Regions from separate parts of the Homo sapiens genome. Here region 1 is linked to region 2. Evidence: chromatin loops called from intact Hi-C (ENCODE). Cell type or tissue: endothelial cell of umbilical vein. All regions are shown on one strand. Each heading gives the region's core, and the rest is flanking DNA. Links, peaks and the distances in the headings are about the cores only.

What was found. A loop is a pair of places that touch in the nucleus more often than their neighbours do. Peaks named below come from ENCODE experiments on the same cell type or tissue, not always from the same donor. Only the 100,000 strongest peaks of a DNase experiment are listed, where the experiment ranks them.
Region 1: it touches region 2 in a loop (6-fold over the local background); 80 of 110 quality-filtered maps call a loop at or near these places.

Annotation. Positions count from the first base shown.
Region 1 is chr15:35,431,385-35,443,550 of GRCh38, reverse strand. All of the region lies in intron 5 of DPH6 (diphthamine biosynthesis 6), which reads left to right. It overlaps LOC124903464 (a long non-coding RNA gene), which reads left to right and starts at 7,301. Exons shown (of 2, transcript XR_007064580.1): 1 at 7,301-12,166. In endothelial cell of umbilical vein, for the core only: no CTCF peak of the experiment used is centred there; no DNase peak of the experiment used is centred there.
Region 2 is chr15:35,283,897-35,296,062 of GRCh38, reverse strand. It overlaps a transcript of DPH6 not described here. Among named protein-coding and RNA genes, the nearest start is that of MIR3942, 82 kb to the left of the region's middle. In endothelial cell of umbilical vein, for the core only: CTCF peaks have their summits at 2,532 and 6,853 (motif pointing left); DNase peaks (open chromatin) are centred at 2,542 and 6,812; H3K27me3 peaks cover 1,579 bases.

The sequences.
Region 1 (12,166 bases), core at 1,789-9,788, 150 kb before region 2:
ATATCCTTCCCTTTACTTTTCCAAGGAAACTCTCAGAAGGGAAGGGACAACAGCTGCCTCTTTTTTCCTAAATCAGTACTCAGATTTATTTTTCCAGACCCCTTGCCTGTGGTAGATGAAATTACTTGCAAGATTATATCTCTTTCTCATCACCTTGCTCCTGGAGTAAGAGCTGGGGCAGAGAAAAGTCAGAACAGTATTATTTACTTATTCTTTGTAAGTAATAAAAATAATAATGTGTTCTGCTCCAGAGAACTCTTGTTGGGACTCAGCATACCAATAGATATAGATATTATATTAAAATGGTAACAATATATGAGACAATTTCAGAATAACAATGCTAATGCCACTACTGATGATATAATTTCTGAGAACAGTTAAAAAGAATTTTTTGTATGTGCTTTTATGAATTTCCCCTCTCATTTTTAAGAGATCTTTTTATCTGTATTGTCTGAGCATATAGCTACTATGACTACACATTCCTTATGTTTTAAGTTTTATGGAAATGTAATTAATACACTATGCATGTCACCCACTTAAAATGTACAATTCAATTTTTTTAGTGTATTCACAGGTTGTGCAATCATCACCACAGTCTAGTTTTAGAATTTGTGTTCCCCAAAAAGGAATCTCATGCTCGTTAGTAATCATTCTCAAGTTGCCTCCAACCCCTGCCCCACTGCTCCCAGCTTTAAGCACCATGAGGACTTTGTGTCTTCATATCTTTATAGATTTGCCTATTCTGGATATCTCATATAATTGGAATCCTACAATATGTGGTCACTGTGACTGGCTTCTTTCACTTAGAATAATGTTTTCAAGAATCATCCAAATTATAGCATATATAATTGAGTTCTTTTTGTTGCCATATAATATTCTGTTACAAAGATACGTTTATTTAGCCATTCATCAGTCCATGGACATTTGAGTCATTTCCATTTTTTCTTTATTATGAATAATGCTCCTATGAACATTTGTGTACAAGTTTTTCTTTGGACCTATATATTCATTTCTCTTGGGTATATACCTAGGAGTGGAATTTCTGTGTCATATGATAATTCTATGTTTAACGTTTTGAGCAACCACCAAACTGATTTCTAAAGTGGCTGTACCACTTTACATTCCCACTAGCAATGAATGAGGGTTCCAGGTTTTCACATCCTAGCCAACAGTTAATTATTTTCTGTCTTTCTTATAGCTATCATGGTGAATGTAAAGTCTTATCTCATTGTGGTTTTATTTTGCATTTCTCTAATGGCTAATGATGTTGACCATCTTCTCATGCATTTATTGGCCCTTTGTATATCTTCTTTAGAGAAATGTCAATTAAAATCCTTTGCCTATATTTTAATTATTTGTCTTTAGTGCATTGTAGGTTTTCTTTAATATATATTCTGAGTATAAGTCTCTTATCAAATGTGTGATTTTAAATATTTTCTCCCATTTTGTGGGTTTTCTCTTTACTTCTGGGTGGTGTCCTTTGAAGCATAAACATTTTTAGTTTTGACGTAGTCCAATTTATCATTTTTTTGTTTTGATTACATGTTCTTTTGATGTTATTTCTAAGAAATCATTGCCTAACTTGATGTCACGAGATTTACTCCTATGTTTTCTTCTAAGAGTTTTATACTTTTAGCTCTTACATTTAGATATGTGATTTCCTGGTTCTGTCCTTCTCCCACTGTGTTTGTATATATATGTATACACACACACATACATATATGAGCTCATCATTTTTTTTATTATACTTTAAGTTCTGGGATACACGTGCAGAACATGCAGGTTTATTAAATAGGTATACATGTACCATGGTGGTTTGCTGCACCCATCAACCCATCATCTACATTAGATATTTCTCCTAATGCTATCCCTCCCCTAACCCCCCACCCGCCAGCAGGGCCTGGTGTGTGATGTTCCCCTCCCTGTATCCAAGTGTTCTCATTGTTCAACTCCCACTTACGAGTGAGAACATGTGGTATTTGATTTTCTGTTGCTGTGTTAGTTTGCTGAGAATGATGGTTTCCAGCTTCATCCATGTCCCTGCAAAGGCGACGAACTCATCCTTTTTTATGGCTGCATAGTACTCCATGCTGTATATGTGCCACATTTTCTTTATCCAGTCTATCTTTGATGGACATTAGGATTGATTCCAAGTCTTTGTTACTGTGAATAGTGCTGCAGTAAACATACATGTGCATGTGTCTTTATAGTAGAATGATTTATAAGCCTTTGGGTATATACCTAGTAATGGGATTGCTGGGTCAAATGGTATTTCTGGTTCTAGATCCTTGAGGAATTGCCACATTGTCTTCCACCATGGTTGAACTAATTTACACTCCCACCAACAGTGTAAAAGCATTCTTATTTCTCCACATCCTCTCCAGCAACTGTTGATTGCTGACTTTTTAAAGATCACCATTCTAACTGGCATGAGATGGTATCTCATTGTGGTTTTGATTTGCATTTCTCTAATGACCAGTGATGATGAGCTTTTTTTCATATATATGTTTGTTGGCTGCATAAATGTCTTCTTTTGAGAAGTGTCTGTTCATATCCTTCACCCACTTTTTGATTGGGTTGTTTGTTTTTTCTTGTAAATTTGTTTAAGTTCCTTGTAGATTCTGGATATTTGTCCTTTGTCAGATGGATAGATTGCAAAAATTTTCTCCCAGTCTGTAGGTTGCCTGTTCACTCTCATGATAGTTTCTTTTGCTGTGCAGAAGCTCTTTAGTTTAATTAGATCCCATTTGTCAATGTTGGCTTTTGTTGCCATTGCTTTTGGTGCATAAGGCACATATTCCTGGTGGCTCCTCCCCATTCTCCCAGTGATCATGCAGACCCCCAGTCTGTTGCAGGCATGCCCAGGCAAGACCCTGTGCGGGTTCCCTTATCTGCCTCCTGCCTCTATCATTCCCCCTTCTAAAGAAGGACATATAACTGCCATTAGGATAAGGATAGGGATAAGGATAAAGACTGATCTTTACTGCATACTGCTGACAGAGGGGGTACTGTTTTGGGAAGACAGAATCAGATCTCCCTCAGAGGCCTATTTAAGGTTCCCCGCTTAAAGGGGGCCATTGTTTGAGGCTCCAGTTGCATGACTGTTTGGAGTTCGATGGCCTGAAGGCAAGAGGAGACAAACCTGGTTATTAGAAAACATGTCAAAACGAAACAAAAAGGGGTGGGTAAGGACAGTTTTTAAATCCCAAGGCTGTTGACATGCCTAGATAACTGGTGACTATAGTCAGGGTTGCTAAGATTTGGGTGCATGGGGCTTGGCTTTGGTTAGCCCTCTTTGTCTTATTTTCCCAAAAAGGAAACCTCCAGGTTATGGGCACCTTATTTACTCCCATCACCTGGCAGGATTTTCAGGATAATTGCTCAGAATTAAAATATTGAACCAGATTTTTACATTACCCATCCCTTTTGTTCCTTCTGAGCTGCAGCCAGAGATTGCTGGTTGGTTCACAGGAATAAGCAGTGTAAGCCTAAAATGTAGGCAAGAACTTAAAAAACAACTAATCAGTCTGGAATTTAATGATAAATATGTAAGTTTTGAAACATAATTTCTCTCCAGTCCTCATTTTTGTTAAAAACAAAGCATAATAGGATTGAGTTGTTTGCAAAATAACTTTAGTCTCATACTTGGCTTGATTATTTGCGTAATGTGGAGCAAAGAATAATTATTTCTACATGGGCTTTTTAAATTGGATTTGATGGAACTCTATTCTACAAGGAATCTCAGATAGGACTTTTTTTTTTTTCCTTTTTTAAAGCCAAGCCCTGCCATGGGTTTGTACACTTTAATGACTATGAGTTGGGTGAACTCCTCTCTTCTTGAGGTCCCAAGAACATGGGCTCCTGGACCTGTTAGCAAGTGACATTCTTTACTCACCACAGGTTAGGAACTTTGTACAGGGACTATGTAGACAGGGTATCTACTATAGACAGTTTTCCCAAGCGGTTTTTATTGGATCTGCAAGTTGAGCTTGATTCCTTAAAAGGAAGCATACCCTTCCAGTCAAAGCCTTGATAAAACAACCAGTTTCTCCGATTGCATCCTGTTGCAAGAGAAAATGGATTCTTATTGCACTGATGCAAATAACCATATTGTCATAAGTTAAGAATGCTGACAGTGTCCAAATACTAGAGAAGCCAGGCAGAGAGAAACAAATATGCTCCAAATTTTGTTCACAGGAGTATACCCCACTCTATTAAAGGCTATAAATAGCTCAAAATAAGTTGCCTTGACTCTGAAAACAAAATAAGTATCAGCAGTGTTTTAAAGAAAAGTTTAAAAAGCTTACTCAGTTTTTCATTAGTTCGGTCCATTCCATTAACTCGTGTTCTGTTTGATATTCATCAACATTTCAGCTATTAATATCAACCCTAATTTTCTAATGAAATCTTAAAGACAATTCTATCCAGTCTTAACCAGTTTGACCGTGAGGTGAGATCGTCATAAACCTTTTATAACTCTTTATAAATTTTGCTAAAAAGCAGATTAGTACCTTAGGAAAACTTTGTTGTGCTTTTATTTCAATGCTCAATTTACAGAAAAACCATATAATACCCTTTTGAATCTAGTCAGTGTTCACACACAGAATTTCTTTTGCAAGATTAATTTTTAGAAACCTTCCACAACTTGTTTAAACCTTTGGCTTTATTTTACCTAATTTAAAATAATCCTATAAACCCAGGTAAAAAATTACATTTTGATGGCATTTGCATTTTACCAGTAATCTCCAAGGCTGTTTCCGTTTCTCAAAGACTAAAGTCACATGAACTAAAAGGGGCACCACACTTTTTATCTTCCCTTTAAAAGATATTTGATCTAGGTGCTTATTTTCCTTTAGGCCAATTAATAAGAGCTCTCTTTTTGTAGACATCACACACAACATATATATAACCACACAGACAAACAGAAGCAGATCCAATAGTTATAGGATATTCTGTTTGCCAATCTCCTAACTGGGCTATTGGCCTCCAAATGGGGCCCTTTAAGAGTAGGGCTAGGAAAGCATGCAGTTTCTAGGACCTAATAAACAGGTAAAGCTGGAAGACAAAAACAAATTTTGAGAAAGATTCATCCGCCTCTAATTCCTGGGGCTCCACGAGGAAAACGGAGGCTTCTCCCAAAATGGAATCCTTGGCACCTTTTCTGTTTTTCCCAAGTAATCACAGGCCATCGCTTGAACCAGGGACATGGAGGTTGCAGTAAGCTGAGATCGCACCACTGCACTCCAGCCTGGACGAAAGAGAGAGACTCCATCTCAAAAAAAGAAAGAAAAGAAATGATCTTAGGGCCTCTCATGTGTGTATTAAGGGTGGCAAGACAAAATGGAGAAAAGAATTTAGTCAACTGAGAAAAAAACTTTTTCCAGAAAAACGAGATACAAGAAGAGAAAAATATAAAGGTCTTTAAATATACCTATGACTTGGGTATCCATTTTTAATTTAGCTCAGCGCTGTTTATGAAAATCCATTTAAATCCCTTATTATCCAACTTTAACCATGCCAAGTGGCCAGTATTTTGGCTTTCAAATTTTACCAAGGTAACCTCCCAGGGACTCAGAGGAAGGAAAATTCAAGGTGATTTGTGGAGGGGAAGAGAATCAACAAATGGTAAAGGTCATGCAAATATCAAACCAGAAAGAACTCATTCCCTAAGCCAGGACTGAACCTAGGCTGCCATTGTAAAATGGCAGAGGCTAGAACAAAGCACTGCCACATGGTTACAGGTCATGCTTCCAAGGACATAAAACAAGATAGAGGCCTGCAGCAAAGTTTGCCACTGACTGGTTTGCTGGCCTGGGTTGAACAACAGGCCTGTGGAGTACTAGGCCTGTATCTCATCCTAAGGTACCCCTCTTTCTGACAGAACCATGCAGAGTGACATGCAGAGCACACCAGTTTGGCTATAGCTTAAGACCAGCCTCACAAATCCTTTTTCATAATTAAAACTTTACAGAAAATATAAACAGTGATCCTTACCATTCCCTTTACCGGTTTGCACCAGGAGAGGGAGGCCAAAAGCCCAACTGGTAAGAAAAAAGTTTACTCTTTTGCCTGCATGTCAGGCTCCGGGGTTCCCTTCCTCCAAGCTCAGTCCCAAGCCAACCAGTTTAAGGTTTGGGAAATTAACTTCTCCCAGTTTGGAGCATACATCCAAGAGGACTGTCCTGTAGGGGGACCCAATTACTCATCTGTGAAGAAAGGACAGAGGAGGAAAAAGGAAAAAGAAGACATTTTTTTCAAAGGAGCCCCAGGACTCAGGGTGCATTCAAAAGAGGTTCACAATGAAGATGAATGGCTACTCATCTAGAAAGAGGGGAGCGAGGCGTTCCTGGTTCCATTTTCTTCCTAGTGAATACCGTGGATATGTGAGGGAGAGAAAGTGAGGCATCCCTCTTTCTTTCGTCTGAGTATCCCTGAGGCCCAGCAACTGTGACAGGGTGCCACCATGGGCGTCAAAGTGGCTTTCACCCATGTAAACATGGGTGCCTAGGGAGTGGGATTATCTGCTGTTACCCACGTACACCCTGTCTCCCCTGCTGTTAGTAGCCTTCGAGCTCCAAAACTTGGAATTGAGTTTGGGACAAAAATGTGTCTCGGGGGTTGCATGGACTCCTTATCATAAGCCAAATGCTAAGGAGAAGCTGTGGAATTGAGTCCTCCAACAAGGGAGAGAAAAGGGTGTCCTGGCCTAGTAAAATGTCCTCTAAAAGGGGGAGAAAAAAAAGCCTCTTGCATAAAACTTAACTCCTGACCTGGTGGAGAAAAGAAAAAAAAAAAAACTTAAAGGCAGGGCTGTCTTAACTGAGACAGGATGGAGAAAAACAAAAAAAACTTAAATGCAAAGCTGTATTCACTGCTGACAGGGTGGAGGAAAGAAAAAGGTGCCTGAGCAAGAAACCTCTTATTCTTATGCAAATGGATTTCTCCAACAGGAGAGAAACTTTTTCTTTTATGAGATGGAGTCTCTTTCTGTCACCCAGGCTGGAGTGCAGTGACGAACAGGGAGAGAACCTTTTTTGTTTTGTTTTGTTTTGTTTTGTTTTGTTTTGTTTTTGTTTGTTTTGTTTGAGACGGAGTCTCACTCTGTCTCCCAGGCTGGAGCGCAGTGGCGCCATCTCGGCTCATTGCAAGCTCCGCCTCCCTGGTTCACGCCATTCTCCTGCCTCAGCCTCCCGAGTAGCTGGGAGTACAGGCGCCCACCACCACGCCCAGCTAATTTTTTGTATTTTTAGTAGAGACGGGGTTTCACCATGTTAGCCAAGATGGTCTTGATCTCCTGACCTCGTGATCCGCCTGCCTTGGCCTCCCAAAGTGCTGGGATTACAGGCATGAGCCACCGCGCCCAGCAGGAAAGAAGCTTTCAATTGCTGTCGGACTGAGCTAGACCCCTCGGCCAGGGAATGAGGGGACTCCATGGAGGTGTCGCGAGGTATGCTGCTCAGCTGGACGTGCAGGGCCTCTGGCCCCTGAGACTGCCCTGGGGCCAGGGCAGCAGCTATGGCCATATGTGCACCTACAGCCATTGGGGTGGAGGTGGATGACTGCTATAGTAAAAGAAAAGATAGGTGCCATTACGGTCCCAAAAAAAAGAAGGAAAATGCCATAGAAAAGGCTGGTTTGGACCAAGGCTGACATTCCCAAACCCCGAGAGCGAAGAAGGGACCACAGTTTCCTCTACCCTCAGAAGAAGTCCAAGGACAAGAAGGCTCAGAAACAAAAGGAAAAGAGATTTTTTGGTCCACATTTTACTCACCCCTCCTCATATGCCCGTATGGACCACCAAAATGATGCAAGATTTTTTGCTCCTTCAGCTAAAAATCTGGGTTCTTGTCTCACAACCAAGAAAAATTAGGCATACAGACACATGGAAGGGTGAGGAGGACAGATTTATTAGGCAAAAAGAATGCTCTCAGAAAAGAAAGAGGGGGTCCTGCCAACATGCACCCACATCACAGATTGAATACCAGGCCACCACACATGAGCTGAAGAGGCCTGACTCCTCCCCCTGCATAAGGCATGAATTCCTGGTGGCTTTACCCCATTCTCCCAGTGCTCATGCAGACCCCCAGTCTGTTGCAGGCATGCCCAGGCAAAACCCTGTGCAGGTTCCCTTTTCTGCCTCCTGCATCTATCAATTACTGCTCAATGTTTGCCTTTTTTGAAGCCATTCGAACAGTTGTCTACATTTGATTGTCCAAAACTCAGTAATTGTCACGTGTAGGCTATGGTGTGTTTACACCTCTACTTGTTGTATTTCACGATGTACAGAGATACCTTTAGGTCAAACTTAAAATATGTAAGGAGGCAGCTTTAGACTAAACTTGATTTAATGTTATGCAGCACCCAGGTGTATTTTTGTGGAAGGGTCGTGTAGATAATCGACCATTCTACTGGGGAAGGAAGTTTTTTACTTTATTTCTAACAATACAGTATTACTTAACTCACCAAAACTCATTAGTGACCAGGCATAGTGGCTCACACCTGTAATTCCAGTTCTTTGGGAGGCTCAGGTGGGCAAATGGCTTGAGCTTAGGAATTCAAGATCAGCTTGGGCAACATGGTGAAACCCTGTCTGTACAAAAAAAAAAAAAAATAGCTGGGCATGGTGGCATATACCTGTAGTCCCAGCTATCTGGGAGGCTGCAGTTGGAGGATCACTTGAGCCTGGGAGCCGGAGGTTGCAGTGAGCTGAGGTCATGCCACTGCACTCCAGCCTGGGCGACAAGAGTGAGACTCTGTCTCAAAAAGAAAACAAAACAAACAAACAAAAAAAGCCTTAGTAGTAATTTATGTTTCTTAATTATATATTTTTTCATCTTTATTGCTTTGAATTTTGTTTTGATGTTAATGATAGGACCACTGCAACCTTTCTTTACATTTGCCTGATACATTGTTGCCTGTTCTTTCATTTTCACTTTTCTATGTGTGTGTGCGTGCATATACTTTTAGATGCATTTTATAATTGGCGTAACATTGGATTTTATTATTGACCCAATCTTTGTCTTAAAAAGTTTAACTGTTTTTACTGATATAATCAATTAATTATTTCTTAATTTTTCTACTTATTTTATTCATTTTATGTCATCAATTTTTTGTTTTACTGCTTTTCCCTTTATTTTCTACCTTTTGCTATATGGAATATTTTAGTGCCCTCTGTTGTTTTGGCAGTAATGCATTCTATTAATAATTAGCTTTAATCTTTTCAAAGGTGTTCTTTAAATTATGATTTTTAAAATATCAACATCAAAGTTGTAATAGTCCCTTTTTATCACTTCCTAATCAATATAAGGAATTGAAGAGACTAGGCCTATAAGTGGACCAGAGACCTAGTCGTATTAGGTATCCTTACCTCCCAGAGATAGAAACGACTGACCTTTGACTCAAACTGGCCTGCTGTATTTTTTTCAGAAATGTATCTGCTGTTTTGAGTCTGATTTGTACTAGTTTATAAGCTGATAGTAGAGATGGATATAAACATTTTCACGGCAAGATGCTTTGGTACCCTGACAGTTGATTTATATATTGTAGAGGGCAGCCTTGTACAGTACATTTGGGAATGTCACAACCACATAAAGATATCTCTACCTCCCTTCTCTTTTCTCTTCCACAGACACATATATTAAGGGCCCAAATCAAGTTCTTAGAACAATGGTTTTCAACTGTGGCTGCACATCATTGTAGCCTGTTGAGCTTTTAAACATCCCAGTGACCAAACTGCACTCCAGACTAATTAAATTAGAATATCTGGGGATGGGACCCAGATACATGCAGTTTTTTAGAGCTTCAATATTAATTGATTTTAATATGAATCCAAGGAAGAGAACTACTGATCTAGTGCAGAAGTCATTAAACTAGGGTGAAATCTGATTCACTGCCTATATATGGAAATAGAGTTTTATAGGAACACAACATGTATATTTATTATTGTCTATGGCTGTTTTCATGCTACAATGGAAGAATTTAGTAATTGTGAAAGAACCAATTTTGCCTACAAAACCTAAAATATTTACCTTTTATGGAACATACTTGCCAACCCCAGTGTAGAGAGACTCAACGGGATTTTTACTATAACTCTGCAGTTTCATTATTAGCCAGATGTCTTCAAGGGAATTTTAAGGCCTGGAGTCTTGGCTTTCTGCTAAGAGAATGCCACTACTTCTCCTGCTTTGAAAAGCTATCTTCATAAAGTTAAGTTTTTGTTTATTCTAACAAACGAAAGCAAGTTTGTATCCTTGCCTATACTTGTTGGTGTGTATATCAATTGCTATCATCCTTTAATTTTTCCAATCCATTTTTCTACCTTTTCTGATTTGTGAAGTTTGAACCCATATTATTACTGACTTTACAGTTAAATACTATTAGTTATATATATTGCTTCTCTTTAAACAATGAATTTGACATTTGTATTTAATACTTTGATTTGCAAAACTTCTTTGACACAATTATATATGTGACTGGGTTTTGGCATTTACCACTATGTCACAACTTCCCTATTCTTTTTTTTCAACTTTTATTTTAGGTTTAGTGGGTACATGTGCAGGTTTGTTACATGGGTAAATTTCATGTCACTTGGGTTTGGTGTTTAAATGATTTAGTCATTAGTCATTTACGCCCAGATAGTGAGCTCAGTACCTGACAGTTTTTTGACCCTCACCGTCCTCCTAACCTCCACCCTCAAGTAGGCCTCAGTTTCTATTGTTCCCCTCTTTGTGTCCATGTGTACTCAATATGACTTTCCTATTGAACCCTTTATTTTCTTCTTAATTCATTCAGGTGGAATATGTCTTCAGTACCTTTCTCAAGAATTGTATATATTTTCATTTCTTCCTCTCAGCCCCAATTATCTTTCTTTTGTGTTAACATAAGAAAGCTAACACATTGATGGATAATTTGAGTTTTCCCCTTTTGTAAGTAATTTGCCTGAAAACTTCTTTGTTTGTCTTATGTGTGTATTTTTTTGTTGTTGATAATTCTGTTTTCTATGAATATACCTGTTTCTGCCCTCCCTGGGATGTAGGAAATGCTTTCAGTTTGATATTTCTGTCATCCCAACTGCCATAATAAAGCTCTTCTTTCTTTTTCTGGTTGTGCTCATTGGGTTAATTTCTGGTAGGAACTGTGCATGGCTAAGAACTCTATTACAGATGTGAATCTAAAAAACGTATCCAGGAGGATAGTGAATGATGACAGAAAACCCACTGCAGCAAACACTACCAAAGAGGAAGACTAGCACCTCTTTCAGGAGTGTAAAGCAATAATGTACTCTTCCATGAAATAGTTCACATTTTTACCCATTTTAAACATCATATAGATTTTTTTCTTCTTTTATATTCCTCTAATTTCATATACCTCTACGCTTTATGTTTATCTGGAAGACTCTTATCCATATTTTCTTCATCCACCTTTATAGCATTACATCAGTGGTTCTCTACCATGGCTGCACATTAGAATCTCCTGAGGAGCCTTTGAATACATATTTATTATATGCAGCCCCAATCCCACATAGTTGGACTTGGTTATTCTGGGATGAGTCATAGTAAGTATTGATTGGTATTTGTCAAAAGTTTGCCAAGTGAAATTAGCTGGGTGTTGTGGCCGGCGCCTGTAGTCCCCGCTACTCCAGAGGCTGAGGCAGGAGAATGGTGTGAACCTGGGATGCGGAGCTTGCAGTGAGCCGAGATTGCGCCACTGCACTCCAGCCTGGGCGACAGAGCGAGACTCCATCTCCAAAAAAAAAAACTTTGCCAAGTGATTGGTTCTAAGGGGAGCCAAGATTTAGGACTACTCTCTGCTTTTTATGATAATTAACTGTCATTTCTCCTTAGACTTTTCAATTTATGTCTAACATCAACATGCTTGTCCCCATTATATTTCTTTCTTATGGATTCCTTTCTTATGGATTTTTTTCTCTAATTCTTGTAACAAAATTGTTGTTCCAGGAAAGTATACCTAGTTAATTTGGGTCTTTATAGCCTCTGGCACCCTGCTGTTTATGTGCCTTAGCTTAAGGAGCACTTCTTTATTTGATTATGGCTTAACTTGATTTTCAGGAAAGAGTACTGGACTCAAAGTCAAAATCTGTACATTTTTTTTCCTGATTTAATCACTCGTTAACCTTGCAACCTGGAGAATTCACTTCACCCCAGAG
Region 2 (12,166 bases), core at 2,388-10,387:
GAGGCTGAGGCAAGAGAATGGCGTGAACCCAGGAGGCAGAGTTTGCAGTGAACAGAGATCGCGCCACTGCACTCCAGCCTGCCTGGAGTGCTTTATTTTTGAGATAGAGCGAGACTCTATCTCAAAAATAAAATAAAATAAAATAAAATAGACATAGTAAGTAATATGATGTTCAAGGCAACTCAATATGCACAATGCATACATAATATGTAATTGAAAAAATTATGAAACAATATTTACCTGACTTCATTCAATAAAGTCCAATATTTTAAAATCTATTCTATGTTACTTAAAAGGAAAAAAACGGGTTATAACTCATTAAATTGATTTTTATGATTACTAATGGATCAGACTTTGCATCCTGAAAACAGCTCTTGTGACCATGGGAATGAGTGATTGGTGTGGGGTGGAGGAAAGGATTGTTGGTATTGTAGAATTCAGACACCTGAGAGTCCACAGTGTCAGATGGATTATCTACCTAGATGTGGAAGCCATCAAGGATGATGACAGGAGTAATGGCATGGAGGAAGACAATGAAAGTGGTGGTGTAGTCTGGTAGTGGTTTGTACTTCTAAGAGACTGGAGATTTTAAAGAGCTAGAGAAGACACATTACCTCCAGGTCCTAGAACGTGGGTGGGAAAGATAAAGCAACTTTCATTTTGAAGTACTCAGGAAAAGATGCAGACTTAGAGTCCTGTCTTCACTGTGAGCAAAAAGGTGAAGAAAAAGTCAACAGAAATAACTGTGGACTTGGGGGGATTTTGTTACTGAGAGATTCTGATTTCCATAGGGTCCAAGGAAAGGCTTTGGGAGGTCAGAGATGGGTAGCAGATGGGTTTAATGAAAATGACTTGGGAGGCTTGGACTGAAATTAAATGTGGGCCTGGTTAGTTTTGATGGTAACACAATGAAAAGTGGGTAGTGGCCCATATTAGCCTTCTTCACAGGCTTGGTTTCTTAGCTAGTTCGTAGAGGTGAGATCGTTGTGTGTTAGTTAAGGAAGAGCAGCCTCCCTGCGAGCAGGGTGGTTCCAGCAACTGCCCTTCAACTCTGAATGCTGACATGGCACTAGGAGGGAGGATTGGGACTGTGAGGAAAGGCAATGTCACTGAGCCCCGTGAACTCACCATGCAACAGGACCTTTGCACATATCTCATCCTGTTCCCGACTAACTAGCTGTTTGTCTTCTCTTTGATTTCTGTACAAGTCTCATAGCTTTAGGAAAACCTTCCCTCACTCCAGTGGCCTCCCTGATCCAGTTCTTATAGCTCTTTGCACCTCACCTTTATCTCATATGTCACAGCTGCAGTTTTATATCTATCTGTGGGATTGTTTTATTAAGTTTGACTCCTTTGCTAGACTAGGCTCTGTGTAAAAGGGACTATACCTGTTTTGGTTCACTGTTGTATCTCAAGCACAGTATATAGTGTGTAGTAGGTGCACACAAAGATAAATTTAATGAATTAATACAATCAGAGTTAGCAGACATTGAAGACAAAAAAAACGGCAAAGGAGACTAAAGAGAACCAACAGGAGGTACTGTTGAAGTTGAAGTTGCAAGGAGGATTTCTTGTTGCAACTAGTAGTGTCTACAGCTCAATCCTCATGGACATGAACCAACTGATCTTGAAAGGACAATACTACAAACCTACTGTCTGAAAGCAAAGAACTATTTAAAGACTATATTAATAGCAACAGTAATCGCCAGAGGGATATGAGATGGAAATTTAGGGGAACAGCAAGTCTAAGGCAGCTTCAAAGGCAACTCCCTCAAGAATCTAGTCCTAACTAAGGAAACAATTGTTATAGTTCTTCAAGGACTGAGGGAGTAGGATAGATTCAGGAAACAAGAGGGGCATTTGGGTTGGGGATGGAGTAGGAGGAAAGGGGGATAGGAGTGGCATTACAGCATTTTCGAAGCAGGGAAACAACTGGCTATATACGGAGTCAATTCAGGAACTAGGGCACTTTGAGGAGTGTGGTCGTGCCAAAGCCAGTTCACTGAGAAAGGGCTGAGTTAGTCAAAGTTGGAGCAAACAACTGGACTGGCTGAGATGTGAAGCTCTCTCCCTACTGAGTAGGACTTAGAGGCTAGAGGTTGGATTGCCAATGGTTTTATGGTAACTGTGCCCCTTATGCTAACAAGTGTCACCCAAGATAAATAAGACAATGATGCAGAATTAGCTAATCTTGGACAAAAGTCCTAACAAAGTTGAAGAATCACCACTAGGGAAGATTTCATTCTGTTTCCATTTTAATTCTGCACCAGTCAGGGACACCATTACATTCCTTTCACATCCACCACCTCTGTGCGTTTACAGTGCATCCTCTTCCTTTGTCTTATGAAGACCTGCATTTCAGAAGCAATTTTTCCCCCTTGCTAGATCATCATTCAGTAGCAGAATAGGACACCCCTGAGCAATCACTGAGTTTCATCTTTCTGTCACAAAGGAATTCAATGACTCACCTCTTGCAACTACACTAACTCTTTCAGGCCAAGAGGGCACTGGTCAGCGTTTTGGAGGAAGTAATTTACTAAATGGTGCCCTTGTGGCCAGAAAGACTCAACACACATAAAAGGAGAAACCACAGACTCCACTTCTCCTGCTCAGAGTGTTGGAAACAATTAGGATTAATTATGTGTTTTTGTGTGGAAGTGATGATATGAATTTCAATGGCATACAGGAAAAGGAGATAAGCCTATTTTTTTAAAGAAAATAGTTCCGGTTTAGGTCCATTATAGCTGCACAATGTCATTATGAGATATGAGAAAGAGATAACTAAATTATTCATATTACAATTTTATTTGTGCTCTATTCTTTATTTTTCCTGGAAAAAGTCCCTATTTGTTATTAAAACTAGCATGTTTTATAAAGAGATATATGTTAATTACACAGAAAGCTGCCTTAGTCAGAATAGCAAATTCTATAGTGAATTTCAGAGTTTTTAAAATGTGTGCTCTCTATGCTGTAGAATATTTCTTGCTAATGGTTCATGCCATCTATATATCTAGTGATCTTTGAACCTTATGTTCATTATTATGGTTATAGCTGTACCCAAATGGCAGCATATTATTAAAATATGAGATAATGATTGAAGAAACTAAATATAATTATGCTTGTAAAGGAAAACAAACCTAGGAGTAAGTTTTTAGGAGGCAAAATAATACCTTTAAAATGTTATATTCAAAGTAAACATATTACGACAGATGAGAAATGCCAGATTTTCAGGCAAAGGGTGAGAAACTGAACTGAGTTTCAAAAGCCATCTCAAAAAAGTTGTTCACTTTTAAAAAAAAGTACATTTTCTAAAAAGTAGCAAGTTTCCCAGCATTTCTTTTTTAAAAATATGCATTTTCTGTTGTTCAAATGAATAAATATAAAATTATTTTCATTTTGGCACTTTCTAAAATCCTGATCCTACCAGTGGGTAAAATCATCACTAACTTTGCAGTATTGACTTTTAGCTCTGTAGTCCTACTTCCATGTCATGAAGGCCAGCAGCCGAAAAAAATAATGAAGACTTATCCCAGTCACCAGTTGAACAAATTCTGTTATCATATTAGTCCTGAACATTTAGCAGGGAAAATAATATCAAATATTCTCATATCAAGGTACAGAAGTATCAGTCTCATGGCAGACCCAGATTTGGAGGGCTAATGTTAAGCTAGATATCTTTCAGAGTAACCAAGAGTAGATCATTGATCTACTGAATCCTCTCTTTAGAATGAGATATATTTATTATTGGTTAGGACCAGGTAGACAATTTACATTTGTGGTATGTGGTTAATGTAACAATAAGTTAATAACACTATCAGGTGTCTGGAGCGTGTTTACTTTGGATACAACTATAAAGAATACATTTTTAGCATGGCAATTTTTTCCCAAATTTTCATCAAAAAATAAATGATTTATGAGAATGCTTTTTGAGATTACATGAACATTTAGATATTTGTATTGATAATTTTTTTACACTACTTCTCCTTTTAGGGCTCAGTTTTGAAAGCTCTCCTGAGAAAGGAGGAAAAAGCATTTATATGAGGAAGCAAGAAGACTGGAAATGAATTAAGTATTAGAGGAGTAGAGTGGCAGTGACTAAGGTCAGAAAAAAACTAAGTGAGCAAAGAGAACTGAACAAAATAGCAAAAGAAGAGAACAGTGGTGTATGAAATAGGAAATAAAGTGAGGACTATCTCAGAAAAGAAGAAAAATAAGACCCAGAAAAAAATATATATCTCTCAAGAAAATACCTACCTGACAATATAATTTCCATTAATCTCTATCCACATACCCTTCTTCATATCTGTCTAGTCATTCATAGGCAGACAAGGCTGAGCTATCACCTTAAGCCTAAGATATCACATCATCTTTTGTAGCTGAGATTCTGGAAGTAAATCCTGGAAAATTGGGAGGAGGTGAGAACATTAAGAGATTATAAGAAAATTTAAGCCATTTTTCTTCTGACTTAATTTTCATCTTCATAAGAATATCTTATCCAAATGAGCATAAAATATGAAAGAAGAGCCAAAAATTAACAAATAACAGGCCTCCATAAAGACAAGAGTGTGATGCTGTGGAGTTTTGTCATAACATAAAAATCTGTAGAAGGTTAGGATGTTTGTCACTTTTGGTTTATGTGATGCTTATTTTTTGTCAGCATGTATAATCCCAAGTAATTTATTATAATAGATTTTAGAAGGTAAAATAAATAATTTAACCTATCCCATTCTCATGTAGTTTCTAAGGATTCCCAACGTAAGTCAAATGTGTCTAAAAGAAACAATGTCCACCATGTAAGTTACTCACAGACAATAAAGGAAGTTGATTACCTAGGCTCCAAAACCATTAGCCATCCCTTGGTGTAATTTACCTGGATTACTAACCAATGTTTAATATATTTTTCCTACTTATTGTTGATTTTCAGCTTGTAGGCATGTAGGTTTTTATTTTAAATCACTGTCAAATTGTGAAACTTAACAAAAAATGGCAGTGGGTGATTTTTCTGTAATGCTCCTGCATTCACTTCTTTGAATGTTAGGTTAGTTTTTGGCTAATGGTTTTGGAGCCTAGGTAAGCAACTTCACTTATTGTCTGTAAGTTACATGGTGGATATTGTTTCTTTTAGACATATTTTACTTGTGTTGGAAATTGTTAATAACTACACGAGAATGTGATAGGTTTAATTAATTATTTTGCCTTCTAAAATATATTATAATTAGTTACTTGGGATTATATGTGCTGACAAAAAAAAAAAGTATCACACAAACCAAAAGTGATAAACATCCTAACCTTCTGGCAACAAACAACTATGGCATGCACAAAGGGCGGATGCTTTAAGTGGCAGAAAGGGGGACGGAAGTGGGTAATTATTTGTAGCAATGCTTTTACTGTTGTTCGAAATGAGACAGACTAACAGTGGCAGCAGTCATTTTGCTGAATCAAAGTCCATGTTAGTCACATTATACACTGCCACAAAAGGTTGTTAAGGCTGGTATTAGCATGTACCACTGAGGACATTGGAAGGACTCGATCTGTCACACTAAATCGCCTTCTTGCCCTCAACCATTGAAGTCTCCAGCTCCTCTGACATGTTCTTTCATTAATGGCCTGGCCTTGACAACTGATCCTAATTGCCTCTGAACTGCACTTCATGTATTATTGGTGTCTGCCTGCCCTGGTTCATGTCAACAAGCTACAGCATGTGCAGGGTGTGCCCAGTGCCTTTGCAGAAATGATGTTCACATCGTCATATTCCTCTGAGGGGATTGGGTCTCGCTGGAAGTAAAGTAGAAAGCTAAAGATCTTCCTGTCTCTTCTTTGTAATACCTTAATGTTGATTTGTGCTGTGTACCTACTAAGCTCATCTAAAGGACTCACTAAAACATTAAACCAATTATGCAACATTCCATTAAGGCACAGATGTAAATGCTGGCTTCAATTTGCCCTTGTTTTAGTAAGTGGTAAAATGTGTGTTCATTGCAAAACCTTTCCAACTTTAGTTAATATGGCTTACATTTCTTTTCAACTTTAGTGTGGTTTACTTTTATTTTGAGTATGCATAACAATTTCAATTTAATGTATGATAATGGCCAAAAGAGCCTACAATATAGTTTCCAGGTAGCAGTACGCATTAGACCAGAACTCCCAAAAGTAAATTATTGAAGGTTTGAATAGGGTATTTTAGTCTTAACATTTATCAGCAGATTTATATTTACTACATTTTCTAAAAGTAGCTAAAATAATCAATTTTAGTGCATTACATGTATTTAAAACCTTTATTTTGTTCTGACATTTCAGGAAACATTCATAAAGGACAAAACAGTTTAGATACATTTTAATTTATAAGATGAGTTATTTGCTTTCAGCAAAATAGTTTAGAATCTAAAACATAACATTAGAAATGTTCAAGATATTTACCTCTTTTTCTGAAAATGTCTCTGAGATTTAAAATTTGCCTCATTCCTATGACAATTTTTTACAATCACATCTCTGAACAATAATATGAGATTCTTTCAATCTTTTCATCCTTTTTTATTTATTGAAGGCAGTTTTCTGGTGAGCCTTTTAAGCATGCAAGTTCTACCCATGATCATAAAAAATAAATCACAGAAGCTCTTCGGTGCTAGGTATCATTTAGCCTAATCTAGACAGTGACATTTGGGCCACTAACAGCATAATCATGGTTATTGCTACAAATTGCTCCATGTTTGAGTTTTAATGTTATAAGTAAATTATGCCAGGGGATAAAATATATGTTTCTTTGGGAATTAAACATGTTTATTTCAGCAATGTGGCCATGGAATAGCACGGAAACCTTAAGCTTGTTTCATGTAGTAATACTGCCACCTTCTGAAGCCCAGAGGAATTGTCCTCAAGGTTAGCTGTTTTAAGAGCCATCTCATTTGTAGTGATCCAGCAGCCAGAAACTTCTAAGTCTAGAAACCATCTGGCTTTTATCATAGAAATGATAAGTTTGATTTTAATCTTCATTTAAAATAAGTAGAAATGAATACAGGTATCCAACAGTCGGTAAAAATACAAGTTCCTCTTTTCATTTTACCCCCAAAAGCCTTTTATTTTCTGGACTTTAGAACTATCTTTTTTTGGTGATGTGTAGTTTCCTGTTAAAAAGCTCAGCTGATGTAAAGCTAATTCTGATATGGAAGTTACACAGCAAGAGCAGTTGCCTGGCAGAAGTGGGGCAGTGGTGGCCACAGCTGGGATTGTGAGAAGGGGATGGCAAATGTTTTCCTATCATTCAATCAGACAGTATGCCCTTCAGCAGAACAACAAGCTCTCCTGATTCTTTAGAATTAGTGAGATTAGCATGAAGCACATAATGCAGGATGATGGGATTTGTCATAATTTGCATTGTCCTGGAAAAATGCGGGTTGATAGAGCGATGCATCTTGGAGCATGTCATGTCCCACGGGCAGGTCACAGAGGAAGCTTGGCAGAAATAATTTTGTGATATGTGCATCAGTTGCAAATGCTTCATAAGTAATTTGTCAAAATAAAATAAATAGGAAGCGGTTAGGAAGGTAGAGAAAGTAGGGTCATTGTAAACGTACCTCAAAAAAAATTAGATATGTCATCCTCAAATATCACATTTTTAGTGATTAAATGAAAATACATACAATGAATGACTAGACTTATTCTCCTTTTGGTTTTAAATTTCCAAAACCTTACTGGTAAGTCTTTCCTTTTTCCTAAAAGTAAAATCTTCCCTAAAAGTAAAATCTTACTGGTAAACCTTTCCTTTTTCCTAAAGGTAAAATCTTGGAAAATACGTGTGTGTTTCTGCAAAGTTTATTTATGAAAGCCCCTTATAGAAATTATGAAATATAGCTACATTAGGGAAGGTTTTCTGAGAATTTGCATCTGACCTTGATAATGTTCCCAAACTACAGATAGGAAAGGATAATCAGTATGTAGTTGACAAAATGAACATGACACTGTAACTTATCTGCAGCAGCATTTCTGGAAATGGGCATATAGAATTCAGACAGGCAAGGGGAGCATGCTTATTCAGCATAGCATTGCAAGAATGAAAGGTCCAGTGTCAGGTATTGTCCGTGGTTTATTTATGGAGTACCTGACAGTGATGCCACTGTCTTTGATATTTAGAAATTTCTTCTATCCAAGAACATTATAGCTAGTGTTTACAGGTTATGTTATTTATCATTTCAATATCTGCTTCTACTGCACAAAGACATTTTGCAATGTCTCCTTTATTTGTCTTTATACATTTCAAACAAAAGATTAATGCCGGCAGTTCAGTAACACTGATCTTTTATGACAGTTGAACATTTGTGGGTTGAGGGTCTAATAAGAAAAAAAAATTTAAGTAAGGAGTTTAAGGAAAATGAAAAAAATAATCACTTGTGAAAATCAGGCTTATAATAAAAATGTATCTTCTTACTACACTGTTCGTAGGAAGAATATTCATTTTCTCAGATGGTTATAATTGTAGAATTAGGTTTTATGAAAACTAAAATTACCCTGGGGCACAGCTCAACATGAATAAATCTTTCAACACTCAGATCTGGAAACATGATACACACGAAACTAATAATGCCCTACAATTACAAGTAGATCAAGAAGAACTGTGCGAAGTTTTTAAAAAACATTATTTATTGAGTTCTGTAACATGAAAGTAACTGCAAATAATGTTAGTTCAGACTATTTTAAATCATTTGTTGTTTGTAAAATAATAGCCCTCTGTATAAACCTCATATGTTTTTAAACTTGCCCTCCTGTCTGTAATCTTCAAAACTGACTGCTTTCAAACAAACTGTTTTACTAATCAGAGATAATAAGTGCTTTGTGGTGCCAGTTGTTAAAAACTAGATTTTTTGTGAACATTATTTTTCTAATATATCATCTCTTGACTCATAAAAAGATTTTTTTAAACAAAGCCTGTTTACTGAGTTGTAACATTTCAGCCCAATTTCAGCATTGTGGATATGCTGTACGATATTTATTTCATTAAGAGTTGGTATTGTAGACTTCAGTCTTGTGTCACATTTTAACAACTTTTTTCTATTGTCTTCTTTTTGCTGTATACTACTGCGTCAAAAAAAGAAAAGGCACCTGTTGCTTCTCCCATGAAATTCCTTTCCTCAGAGGAAAAGTGCTTACAGTGACAGATAATTTGCCTTGGTCAGAAGTTTTCTAGCATTTTCCCCTAAATAGCAAAGCCATAATACTCTTAGATAATCTTCAGGGGAGAACAAAAATACCTCTTAGTTCTCTTAGCAGAAAATTATGATAGATAATTTAAAAAAGAAAAACTTTTTCAAATAAGTATACATCTCACCAGTCCCCTCCCAAAAATTTTAATAAACTAAGGATTTAAATTTACCTTTTCAGACAAAGTTTTCTAAATTGAATAAACAAGATAATGTACTGGATAGATCAATATTTTTATTGTCTTTAGACTTTACAATTCTTTTACTCTAGATAATGTCCACTAACCTAGCAATGCTAGTTTAACTCTCAATGTCTTATGAACTATTTATTCAGTCATTTGTTCATTTAGTCACTATATGCTCCTACTGCTTATGTTGCCTATTCTGTGTCCTTTGAAGGATGCTGTGCAAGAGTTTATTTCCCATAGGGATGGAGAGTGAAGTGAGCAGAGAAGGCCCAATCAATGATTTAATCAAGAGGTATTCATTGGGCGAAGCACCTCATCCAGAGTTAATGGCATTGCCACTCTGCGAATGAGTCTCAGAAAATGAAGAGGTAGCTAAAGGAATTAGCTTATTAATGTGCTATCATCACATCTGGACTGGATCCAGTTCTTGGTGTTTGTCTGGAAAATTCACTGCTGCTACAGTATTGTAATACCTGGCAATTCTCATGTTAATGGAAGGGTTAGTAGTTTGTGTTTTTTAATCTACCTAGTCTGTGATGAAACTCAAATATTTATTTGACAATAAAGTGATGTTTTTTACCCAGGACAGGTGAATTCATGAAGCAAACTATATTTGTTTTCCATTCTGCTTTCACTAGCTTGTCTTTAATAAGTTCATTGCCTCAAAGATTATTAATAGCATTTGGATGATTTTTCCATTTTGCCCCAGCTTTAATAGCTGCCTCTATGAGCTCTTATTATCATTTCAGAGTTATTTCTTTAGGATTCTTTATAGTGAACAAGTGGTCTCAGGTAAAAAAAAAAAAAAAAACTCAAAGATAAAATGATAATTGAGTCAGTCCAGAATCTCATCAGGAAGAATGTGCCAGAGAAATCTAGTCTAGATATTTCTGGACATACAGGTAACTTCCTCAAGTAAACAAGAATGTTAGCTAAACAAATTTCCACTTAATTCGATACTATTTATTTGTAAATATAAAAGAAATAGATTAAGTAATTACTTAATTTTCATTGAAAATTTTAATTTGAAAAGTACTTCTTTAGAGAAAAATGGTGTGTTATTCCATTTTCACACTGCTCATAAAGACATACTCAAGACTGGGCAATTTACAAAAGAAAGAAACTAATTTACTTACAGTTACACATAACTGGGGAGGCCTCACAATCATGGCGGAAGGCAGGGAGGAGCAAGTCACATCTTATGTGGATGGCAGCAGGCAAAGAGAGAGAGCTTATGCAAAGGAACTCCTCTTTATAAAACCATCAGATCTCGTGAGACTTATTCCCTATCATGGGAATAGCATGAGAAAGACCCGCCCCCATGTTTCAATTACCTCCCACTAGGTCCCTCCCACGACACGTGGGAATTGTGGGAGCAACAATTCAAGATGAGATTTGGGTGGGGACACAGCCAAACCATATCAAATGACTACTGTAAGTTCTTTGAAAAGTTATTGGTACTGGAAAATAGGAAGAAATCAAGGGTAGGAATAAAACATACTTATTTTAGATACAATTTTTTTTATCCCGACCAGGGAGATATCTCAAATGCATCCCAATGTATATACATTTTAGGCCAGGCATGGTGGCTCACACCTGTAATCCTAACAGTTTGAGGGATGAAAGTGGGAGGATCACTTGAGCCCAGAAGTTGGAGACCACCCTGCGTAACATAGCAAGACCTCATCTCTACAAAAAATGAAAAAATTAGCTGAGCATGGTGTGCACCTATAGTCCTAGCTACTTGGAAGGCTGAGGCAGGAGGATTGCTTGAGCCCAGGAGTTCAAGGCTGCAGTGAGCTGTGATTGCACCACTGCATTCCAGCCTGGAGGACAGAATGAAGCCTTGTCTCAAAAAAAAAAAAAAAAAAAAAAAAAAAAATTTGGAGACTTCACCCATGAATTTTCCTTTTATATCTGTCATAGGTTTGCTTTTTTTTTTAATACAGAAGTCATCATACTTGTTTCTGGCTCAAACTTGCCATGCAACCCCTGAAGTCCTTTTACTAGGACTGTAGGGAAAGGAAGTATTTCTTCTTTCATTCATTTTTCCAAGCTCACCACTCCCCCAAAATATAGGTCTACTGGCTGTTACAAAATAATTTTTATTATATATATAATTTATATTGTAAAATATTTCTGAAGTTATAAGGTAAATAAATAAAACAGTAAGTGCTCTCACTTTTTTCTTTTCATTAATATTTAAATCACCATTTTTATTGTCCAGAAAATTTTTGCAATCTATTAGTCCGTAATGTAGACACGTCTCCTTGGACTATTTCAGGATAAAAATTTAGCCAAATAACACATTTTACCTTAGGGGGAAAAAAAGCAGCACTTAATTTCCTCTACACACAGGTTAAGTTTATTCCTCATGGATGATTTAGAAGGGTTTCTTGTTGTATATATTATATGGAAAAGACATTATTTGTAAATATGTGATAAGATTATATTGTATGCTTATTAGGTTGGGATGTCATCAAGCTCTCAAAGTTTCTGAAAGTATGGGGCAGCTGATGAGTGAGGATAGATGACAAAAGAGAAAAGTCAATAGTTTGACTGTGGAAGATGATCAGATCACACTTGAAATGGAAAGCTTCCCTGTTACCAGAAGAGAACTATGTCCTGAAAAGAAATAGTGTTCTGTCCTGTTGGCCCCTCCGAACTGGATTAAAAGTAATGGATTTTAAAATTTATGCTTAATGAAAGAATAAAACATCTCAAATTACTACAGCAAAGATAAAGATAAAGAGACCCAGAAGAATCACTAGTGTAATTTTTGGAGAA